Linked DNA regions of Homo sapiens: region 1 is linked to region 2. A link is a loop called in an ENCODE intact Hi-C map of the cell type or tissue named here. Cell type or tissue: CD4-positive, alpha-beta T cell. All regions are shown on one strand. Links, peaks and the distances in the headings refer to the core of each region. The heading gives the core; the rest is flanking DNA. Region 1 overlaps STYX (serine/threonine/tyrosine interacting protein). Region 2 overlaps ERO1A (endoplasmic reticulum oxidoreductase 1 alpha).

What was found. A loop is a pair of places that touch in the nucleus more often than their neighbours do. Peaks named below come from ENCODE experiments on the same cell type or tissue, not always from the same donor. Only the 100,000 strongest peaks of a DNase experiment are listed, where the experiment ranks them.
Region 1: a loop joins it to region 2, with 10 times the contacts of the local background. A loop is called at or near these places in 2 of 110 quality-filtered maps.

Annotation. Positions count from the first base shown.
Region 1 is chr14:52,739,855-52,745,242 of GRCh38, forward strand. It overlaps STYX (serine/threonine/tyrosine interacting protein), which reads left to right. Exons shown (of 11, transcript NM_145251.4): 2 at 4,998-5,030. Among named protein-coding and RNA genes, the nearest start is that of STYX, 12 kb to the left of the region's middle. In CD4-positive, alpha-beta T cell, for the core only: no CTCF peak of the experiment used is centred there; DNase peaks (open chromatin) are centred at 2,217 and 2,827; H3K4me3 peaks cover 1,716 bases; H3K27ac peaks cover 4,581 bases.
Region 2 is chr14:52,676,323-52,681,710 of GRCh38, forward strand. ERO1A (endoplasmic reticulum oxidoreductase 1 alpha) reads right to left here. Exons shown (of 16, transcript NM_014584.3): 4 at 2,112-2,150. Among named protein-coding and RNA genes, the nearest start is that of ERO1A, 17 kb to the right of the region's middle. In CD4-positive, alpha-beta T cell, for the core only: CTCF peaks have their summits at 2,521 and 2,724; a DNase peak (open chromatin) is centred at 2,439.

The DNA.
Region 1 (5,388 bases), core at 293-5,292, 64 kb after region 2:
GCTGGTCTTGAACTCGGGCTCAAGCTATCCTCCTGCCCCAGCCTTCCAAAGGGCTGGGATTGCAGGTGTGAGCTACCATACCTGGCTAAAAAACTCATATATAAAAAGATTACCATAACACATTGGTAAGTTAAAGAATCTAGGCTGGGCGCGGTGGCTCATGCCTGTAATCCCAGCACTTTGAGAGGCCGAGGCAGGTGGATCATGAGGTCAGGAGTTCAAGACCAACCTGGCCAAGATGGTGAAACCCCATCTCTACTAAAAATACAAAAATTAGCCAGGTTTGGTGGTGGGCGCTTGTAATCCCAGCTACTCAGGAGGCTGAGGCAGATAATTGCTTGAACCTGGGAAGCGGAGGTTGCAGTGAGCTGAGATCGTGCCACTGCATTGCACTCCAGCCTAGGCGACAGAGCGAGACTCCGTCTCAAAAAGAAAAAAAAAGTATCTAGTAAACAATTACATTTCCCTCATTGCTGGCTTAGAAATTACATGCTTTATTTCTATTCTGTTAATATCCATAAATTAGTCATTATTTTATGCAGCCAATATTTGTTTAATTGTAACTGTATGTTTGCCGTAAAGTTCATTCTTACATTGAAAGACTGTATAGTATATTGATTCAGAGAATGAACTCTGGGTTCAGACTCTCTGGATCCAAAATCAAGTTACTTAGGTTCTCTATGACTAAAATAGACAGTGATAGTATCCCTTCTTCAAAGAACATTTTAACTTTTTTTCTTTAAAGATATTTTTCCGAGCATATATTCTTAATTAACAGTTGTTTTTGTCCTGCCACTATGAATGAATTATTTGTGTCCTCTGGCTTCTGTTCATGCAATTGAGAAGTCAGTGTCCATCTGATTGTCCTTCCTTTGTGTGTAATCTGTCTTTTGTCTAGTTGATCTTTTTTAATAAAGGTAAAATTTATATAGTGTAATGTACAAATAGTAAGTGTGCAGTTCATTGAGTTTTGATGAACATACACTAATCCACCCCATCAAGATACAAGAACATTCTATTAGCATAGAAGGTTACATCTATTTCCAGGCATTTCCTCTCCCATTCCACAATAGGAAACCAGATTTCTATCAACATAGATTAGTTTTCCTTGCTCTTGAACTTGATACAAATGGAATCATGCAAATGGACTCTTTTGTGTGTGGCTTTCTTCACTGAGCATAATGTCAATGAAATTCATCCATGTTGTTGTGTTTATGAGTACTTCGTAGACTTTTATCCCTGAGTACTACTATTCCTTTGTATGAAGAGACCATAGACATTTGAGTTCTTTGAGACTACAATAAATAAAGCTGCTATAAATATTCATGTATAAGTCTTTGTGTGGATATATGTTTTTATATATATATATATATATATTTTTTTTTTGGTAAAGCCTAGGAGTGGAATGGCTAGATATTATAATAGGGTAGGTGTATGTTTACCATTTCATTTTACATTCCCACCAGCAATGTGTGAGAGTCCCAGTTGCTCCACATCATCACCAGCATTTGGTGTTGTCAATTTTTTTAACTTTAACCATTCTAATGGTAGGTAATGATATCTTTTGATTTTACTTTTGAGTTTCGTGTGTGTGTGTATGAGAGATGGAGTCTCACTCTGTCACCCAGGCTGGAGTGCAGTGGTGCAATCTCGGCTCACTGCAGCTTCCACCTCCCAGATTCAAGCAACTCTCCTGCCTCAGCCTCCCGGGTAGCTGGGACTACAGGCGTGCCACCTCCATGCCTGGCTAATTTTTATATTTTTAGTAGAGACAGGGTTTCACCATGTTGCCCAAGCTGGTAAACTTCTGAGCTCAAGTGATCCGCCTACCTCAGTCTCCCAAAGTACTTGGTAATTTACAGGTGTAAGCCACCGCACCTGGCCTATTCACTGATTTTTAATTTCAATTATACTTCTTATTTCTACATATTCTGTGTTTTTAAAAATCAATTTCTTAGTCTGGTCATATTTTGATACTCTAATTTCTTTAAATTTTTTATATTTTTCGTTATTGCTTATAATATCTGCAGTTTTGTAAGTGTAACTCAGTTGTTTCTGCTTCCTGTGGTGGCTCATTTCCTGTTTTTAAATTAGTTTTTGATTGTGAGCTTGTTGGGACTTTATCTGTGTGAATTATTTCTGATCTAGGTTTAAGGTGTGTTTTTCTAGAGAATATGCATTTGCTTCTTCCAGGAATCCAGGGATGCAATCTACCCAGGACCACTTACATTAAATTCTCACTTGGCCTCACAAAAGTAACTGAATTCTAACCCCAAACTTGAGTGGATGCCAGATTGTGGTTAGGAAGACCCCACTCCACCACTACCAATACCTACCCAGAGCCAAAGCTAGGAAGGACAAGAGTACTCACTTCTGTGGGATGAGTTGAGTTTTTGTTTTTCTTTCTTTCCCTAGTTTATCTTTCACTGAGGATGTTGCCTTTGGGAGTTCTAGCTTTTTGGTCTTGATCTGAGTTCGACTTTGAGCAGATCATAGACTTTGTCTTATGTTTACAAGTACGTTTCCACTTAAAATAAGGCCGTAGTGAAGATGTAGAACAACTAGAAGTCCCATACATTGCTGGTGGGAGTGTACAGTGGTTTTACAAAACTTTTGGCAGTATCTAGTAAAGCCAAACATAGGCCTACCCTGTGTCAAAAGACAAAATTACAACAAATTTAGCTTAAAAATCTAACTCACTTTTATTAGTGGTTCATGAATCAGGCAGTGTGTCATCAAAAGATTTAGAAAAGGCATTTCAGTGTGCTGAGCAGAGGAAGTTGAATTTATAGGCAAAATCTAGCTAAATAAAGCAGAAATGAAACAAAAAGTGGATTGGTCATTTCAAAGTTAGTTTCTTTATAGTATTAAAACACAGGGGACTTCCTTATGCTGGCTCAGGATAACTGGCCTCCTTCTGATTGATTGCTATGAATCTTTTGATTTTTTTTTTTTTTTTGAGATGGAGTTTCACTGATGTTGCCTAGGCTGGAGTGCAATGCCACGATCTCAGCTCACTGCAACCTCCGCTTCCAGGTTCAAGCGATTCTCCTGCCTCAGCCTCCCAAGTAGCTGGGATTACAGGCTCCCGCCACCATGCCTGGCTAATTTTTGTATTTTTAGTAGAGATGGAGTTTCACCATGTTGGCCAGGCTGGTCTCAAATTCCTAACCTCAGGTGATCCACCCGCCTCAGCCTCCCAAAGTGCTGGGATTACAGGTGTGAGCCACCGCGCCCGGCTTTTTGATTTTTTTAAACTGTCATTACTCGGGGTTTATAGTCTACTACTATATTGCTGAGAACAGTTTTCAAGATTAAAAATAAAAATGTTTTCTGTTTCTCTTAGTTAAAAAAAAAAACCTGTCTCTCATTGTAGGATTATTATTCTCTCTTTTCATTATAGATGTATACTATTTCTACCTTCTGTGTTAAAAATACTTTTCTGGGCCGGGGGCAGTAGCTCACTCCCGAAATCCCAGCACTTTGGGAGGCCGAGGCGGGCAGATCACGAGGTCAGGAGATCAAGACCATCTTGGCTAACACGGTGAAACCCCGTCTCTACTAAAAGCACACAAAAAAATTATGGCGTGGTGGTGGGTGCCTGTAGTCCCAGCTACTCGGGAGGCTGAGGCAGGAGAATGGTGTGAACCCGGGAGACGGAGCTTGCATTGAGCCGAGATCGCGCCACTGCACTCCAACCTGGATGACAGTGTAAGACTCGGTCTCAAAAAATAAAAAAATAAAAAAAATACTTTTCTGACTTAGAGAATCTGGGTGAAGGGTAAATGGAATTCCTTGTACTATTTTTGCAACTTTTCTATAATCCTAAAATTGTTTCAAAATAAAAGGTTAAAAAAATATTTTCCAGACTACTTCAGAAACCTAATTACTAATAATAATTCTGAGTTTTAAGCAACCAACTTAGAAACTTTTGGAATGCAGTCAACCCACTGACAAATGAGGACTATCTGTACTATAGTATTTTTTTAGACGGGGTCTCAGTCTGTCACCCTAGCTGGAGTGGTGGGGTGATCTCAGCTCATTGCAACCTCTGCCTCCCAGGCTCAAGCGATCTTCCCACCTCAGCCTCCTGTGTAGATGGGATTACAGGCAGGCTCCACCATGCCCAACGAATTTTTTTGTATTTTTAGTAGAGAAGGGGTTTCACCCTGTTTCCCAGGCTGGTCTCAAACTCCTGAGCTCAAGCAATCTGCCTGCCTCGGCATCCCAAAGTGCTGGGATTACAGACATGAGCCACAGAGCCTGGCCTTTTAGTCTATTTCGATTCTTCATTTCAATTCACTATACTTTTTTTCTAAGTTTTAAAATATTTTTTATCTTTTACCATTGACATTTTGTGTTGTTTTACAGCTTCTTTATATTGGTCTGCATTCCAAAGACAAAATGAAGTCTCTTATGTTTTGTGATATGTGTTAAAATAATTGAACTAGACAAGAATGTTAGGCCCAAGTGAGATGAAGGAAAGGCTCTTTGATAAGCATTTGGCATTTTAGATCAGAGATGGCAAGTACGTATGACATAGCATTCTTCTTTTATCCATTTCAGATATTATTTGTTGATCAGACACTCTTCTTCCTGTCTTGGACCACACAGTGTTTTAGGTATCTGCTGTCAGTTGATTAGAGTTGGCATGAGAAACAAAAAAAATCTATTGGCATCTCTGACTTAGAAGATCAGTTTTGGGAGAATCTTCTGGAATATCTATTCTATTCTTAAGTTTAATGAGTAATTTCATCCATTTTATGAAGTAACATAACAATTCTGGAAGCCTAGTTATTTAAAGAATGCTTTAAGCTTTGTTTCTTGTCACTTCAATTTTCAGATGTTTGTGAAACCAAGTCTGCTATTTTAATAAAATGTTCTTAAAGTATAATGTAACTTTAAAAAATCTACATACTTGTGTGTCACATCTTTAGCCTTTAATTGGGTGACTTTTTAAATGTTATCTACTTTTATTCTTATGTTTTCCTTCCCAGGAGTGGACCTACCCTATGAGACGAGAGATGCAGGTATGGCAACCTTTTCTTTGTTCAAACCAACCCATGTTATTATCATAATAAGAACCTTAGTTTATAGGATTTGAGACCTGCTGATTTCATGATCTGTAGGTTCATCATTATGTATTTTAAATAATTATTTTAAATATTTAAGGTTAATCTTGGATCTTAAAACGATGGGAAATTAGAAAGAGGAACGTAGTAATAGGTGTATGTGCTTAATGAGTCACTTTCTCTTGGTTTTTTTTTTGTTTTTTTTTTTTTTGAAACAGAGTTTCGCTCTTGTTGCCCAGGCTAGAGTGCAATGGCACGATCTCGGCTCACCGCAACGTCCACCTCCCGGGTTCAAGTGATTCTCCTGCCTCAGCCT
Region 2 (5,388 bases), core at 201-5,200:
AGACTATTCTCTCTATGTAGGATTGCTCGGTTTCTATTTATTTACCATGTAATTTCACAGGTTTCCCATTAACTAGTCAAAAGGCAGACTGGCAGCTTAGTAATATTGTGGGTATGATACAGGCCACAGCACAAATGGCTACTAAGTCCAAGAGACCAAGAGGGGCAGCAGTATGCAACACCTTCCCCGTGCTTCCCAAGGCTGTAAGGAGGCAGCTGTCCCTAGTCATTTGTGTCTGAGTGTAATTATTTTTCAGCAAGCACCTAGTATACTGTGCTTGAGACAAAGATTTAGTTTCTTTGCATCTAGAAAATCAGAAGAAGGATACGTTCTTGTTGGTCATCTTTGTATTAAAGTCAGAACTCTATTTAGCATACACATATCAAATAAGAGAGAAGACAACAGAGGAAGATGGAAATACAAAGTATTTGGCTGAGTGTCGTGGCTCACACCTGTAATCCCAACCCTTTGAGAGGCCGAGGTGGGTGAACAGCTTGAGTCCAGGAGTTCGAGACCAGCCTGGGCAACATGGTAGAACCCCCCTATCTACCCCAAAAAAAAAAAAAAAAGTATTTGTCTACCAATTCCATCCCAACCTATTTTAATGCAACTGTTAATAATATTTTATTTAAAACCAAGAAACTCAGAAAAAATGATAAATCAGAAAGGATGTCAGGACAACAGGTATAAGCCAGTTCTGTTCCAGACAAACCCTGGCATATGGTCACTCTATTTACTTCTTGTTGCTTTATAGGGGCTTTGGCCTTTTCTCAGGAGAAATGGGCACGAAGGAGGATTTTAAACAGAGAAGACAGATAATCTCATGTTTTAAAAAAAATCACTTTGGCTAATGCAACCAGGTAATAATCATCAAGGCTGCTAAAACTTTTCAGTGAAAAGCTATTAGGGAGCTTTAAGATGAATGTATAATGAAGCTAGTGATCAATCTTAACATCAAGAAAAAAGAGAAAGGCAGAGATTATATGTTGGTATAACACAATAGTAAGTACACAGTAACTCCTATATATATAATATATATCAAAAAAATGAATCTGAATCTGATAAATCCCCACTGACGGACAGTCTACAAAATGCACCTGACTAGTACTACTCAAAAACACCTTATCAGAAACAAAGAAAGACTGGGAAACTGTTACGGCTAAGAGAAGCCTAAGAACACATGACTACTAAATATAACATGGTGTCTTGGGTGGGATCCTAGAACAGGTAAAGGATATTAGGTAAAAATTAAAGAAATCTGGCCTGGTGTGGAGGCTCATGCCTGTAATCCCAGCACTTTGGGAGGCTGAGGGAGGAGGATCACTTGGTCAGGAGTTTCCACCCTGGGCAACATGGCAAGACTCTATCTCTACAGAATTTTTTTCTTAAAATTATCTATGCATGGAGGCATTTGCCTACACTCTCAGCTACTCGGAAAGCTGAGGGGAGAGAATCACTTTAGCCCAGGAGTTCAAGGTTACAGTGAGCTATGATCATGCCACTGCACTCCAGCCTGGACAACAGAGCCAGACCTTTTATCTTAAAAAAAAAAAAAAAAAAAAAAAAAATTAAAGAACTCTGAATAACATATGGACTTTCAGATACATTTTTTCCTCTATTTTTATTTATCTTTGATATTTTCTATAATAAAATGCTAAACAGGCCGGACGCGGTGGCTCACGCCTATAATCCCAGCACTTTGGGAGGCCAAGACGGGCGGATCACCAGAGGTCGGCAATTCGAGACCAGCCTGACCAACATGGAGAAAACCCGTCTCTACTAAAAATATAAAAATTAGCCAGGCATGGTGGTGAGTGCCTGTAATCCCAGCTACTCTGGAGGCTGAGACAAGAATCGCTTGAACCGGGGAGGCGGAGGTTGCAGTGAGCCAAGATCACGCCACTGCTCCATCTCAAAAAAATAAATAAAATAAAATACATAAAAAATAAAATGTTAAACAAAAACAAACAGAAAGAGAGCCATTCAGCATAAATACCTCTCAAGGGGTTTCACCACTGGAAGCAGATAAATGGGATAGTAGGTACAACGGAAATGGGTTTTTCAAGTTTTTCATTAAGATACTGGACACATCAATAGGTATACGTACACACCTTGTAGCTCGCAGATTTAATTCCATCAGGAACTTCATCCTGAAAAAGAAAAAAATATGTTTTTAGTTGGCATTTATTCTATCTTCTTAAAACATATCTTAAATTTCTGTGATTTATGAGAAAAATTCATATAACAAATTATCGAAGTTGGATTTTTTAACAGAATAGGTAGTATTCATATGATTGCTTAAAAGTAAATAAAAATTCAAGAACAAATTATTCTATGGATTGCTGAGCATACATTATGTATATTACAGCAAGGAGATGTAAAAATAATCATTTAGCCATTATCCCTTTTGATGTTCAAATTGTCCCGTATTTGGCCACTAGGAGATCCACTGAGTGCTGACTTGATATTGACACCTGTGTCCTTTTGCTATTACTCCAGTGGTCCTTAGTAGAATTGTTTTTGTTTTCTGTGATGGCCAGATATTCTAGATTCTTGGAACCTAGGGGTTTGGGTCATGGAGACAGATCTCTCATGAACCGCTTGGTGCCATCTCTGAGGTAATGAATTAATCTACTGGTTCTATTATCTAGAAGTAATAAGTTCTATTATCTAGAACAAATCTATTAGTTCACTCCATACCTGGCACCTCCTTGCTCTCTTGCTGTCTCTTGCCATGTGATATGACAGCTCCCTTTTTGCCTTCTGCCATGATTGTAAGCTTTAGGCCTCACCAGAAGCCAAGCAGACGCTGGCACCATGCTTCTTCCCCCTGCAGAACTGTGAGCCAAATAAGCCTCTTTTCTTTATAAATTACCCAGTCTCAGGTGTTCCCTCATAGCAATGCAAAATGGACTAACACATTTATGTTACTTTACCAGTCTCTTCCCCATCTCCTCATCTGCTATTCCACACTCCCCACAATACTGCCAGTTAACATTCTAACTCTGATCTAATCGTGGCATTTCTCTGCTAAGCTAACATTATCTGTATTTATAAACTAAGAATATTTTTAGATGGATAAATACCTTCCAATGATTTTTTTTTTTTTCAGATAGGGTCTCACTCTGTTGCCCAGGCTGGAGTGCAGTGGCAGATCTTGGCTCACTGCAACCTCCGCCTCCTGGGTTCAAATGATTCTTGTACCTCAGCCTCCCGAGTGGCACCCTGCTATGTCCAGCTCATTTTTGTATTTTTAGTAGAGACAGGGTTTCACCATGTTGGCCAAGCTGACCTCAAACTCCTGACCTCAAGTGATCTGCCTGCCTTGGCCTCCCAAAGTGATGGGATTATAGGCATAAGCCACCATGCCTGGCCTTCCAATGATCTTTTAAAGAAAAAAGCTTTTCTCCATCATAACATCAGTTCAAGAAAAAAACAAGTATTGCTGCCAGGTACAGCGGCTTATGCCCATAATCCCAGCACTTTGGGATGCCAAGGCGGGTGGATCATCTGAGCTCAGGAGTTAAAGACCCCAGTGGACAACATGGTGAAACCTTGTCTCTACCAAAAATACAAAAAATTAGCTGGGCATGATGTGTGCCTGTAGTCCGCCTGTAGTCCCAGGTACTCAGGAGGCTGAGGTGAGAGGACTGCTTAGGCCCAGGAGGCAGAGGTTGCAGTGAGCCAAGATCATGCCACTGCACTCCAGCCTGGGCAACAGAGTGAGACCCTGTCTCAAAAACAAGCAAAAAACACAAACAAAAAAAAAAAAAAAAAAAAACAAAGTATTGGCATGAAAGGCATTCTGCCTTTCACTTCTTCCCAGCTCTGCAGAAGCTTAAAATTACTGGATCCTGACTCAATATTTCAGTGCAAATTGATAACTTCCACCTGATTCTTTTATAGCACTTCAATACATTCAAATCAAACAATAAATATATATTTAACATTTCTCAAATGCTAAAATTGGTTGTTTTCTCTTGGATTTACAATGAAATACATCTCATTCATCAGTCTGTCAACTGATGGAATCAATAAGCTATTATTTTATGCTACAGTATTTTCAGGGTTTCTGCTCCCTCCAATCTTCTTTTCCAAATGGTGTCCCCTAGTTCTACACTTCATCAATAATAATCAGAAATAATTGGTATCTCAAGATGAGATTTGACTTTGCAATAACTGTAAAGTATTTGTATTTTCTAATATTAATAAAAAGCTCATTTAATGAACAAGTATAATTAAACGCCTTTATTAAGCATCTACCATATTTCAGCATTTTTACTAATTCATATAATTAGGATATTGGTAAATGTCCCCAACTAATTTTTTCTATTACTAAATTACAAACGCAAAACTTAGAATACAAAATGTTTACACTGTTAATATCACTTTAATGATATGCTCATGCTTTAATAGTGACAAGGTGTTTCATAAATTAATCCTTTAATTTTCAATAAGTTGTATCTATATGAGGATTAATGTAACAAAAAACATGCTTCTCATTCTCATGGTAAAATGCCCATAAATAGTATATGACATTGGCCTTAATTCCACATGCTAGATAAGTCTGTGTAACAATATTTACATATGTAAAATTAAACCACCCAAAACCACAATACCACTTCACACCTATTAGGATAACTATTATCCAAAAGAATAGAAAGTAAAAGTATTGTCAAGAATGTGAAGAAACTGGAACTCTTGTACATTGCTGGTAGGAATGTAAAACGGTACAGCCACTGTTGAAGACAGTATGGCAGATCCTCAGAAAAAAACAAACGGAACTAACACATGATCCAGCAATTCCACTTCTAAGTATATACCCCAAAAAACTAAAGTAGGGACTCAAATAAATATTTGTGCATAGCAGCATTATTCACAATAGCAAAAAGGTAGAAATAACCCAAAAGTCCATCAACAGGTGACTATATAAACAAAACATAGTATAGGCATACAGTGGAATGTTATTCAGCGTTAAAAAGGAATCGAAGCTGGGCATGGTGGCTCACACCTGTAATCCCAGCACTTTGGGAGGCTGAGGCAGGCAGATCACCTGAGGTTACCAGTTCGAGACCAGCCTGACCAGCATGGACCAACATGGAGAAACCCCATCTCCACTAAAAATACAAAATTAGCTGGGCGTGGTGGCACACACCTGTAATCCCAGCTACTTGGGAGGCTGGGGCAGGAGAATCGCTTGAACCCAGGAGGCGGAGGTTGCAGTGACCTGAGATCATGCCACTGCACTCCAGCCTGGGCAACAGGGTGAGACATCATGTCAAAAAAAAAGGTCAACTTTATTTTAAAAGTAAAATAAAAAGATGTACTTAAAAAGGGAATAAATTGTCATTCAAAAATATTTTTAAAACTCTATTTTCACAGTAGGAT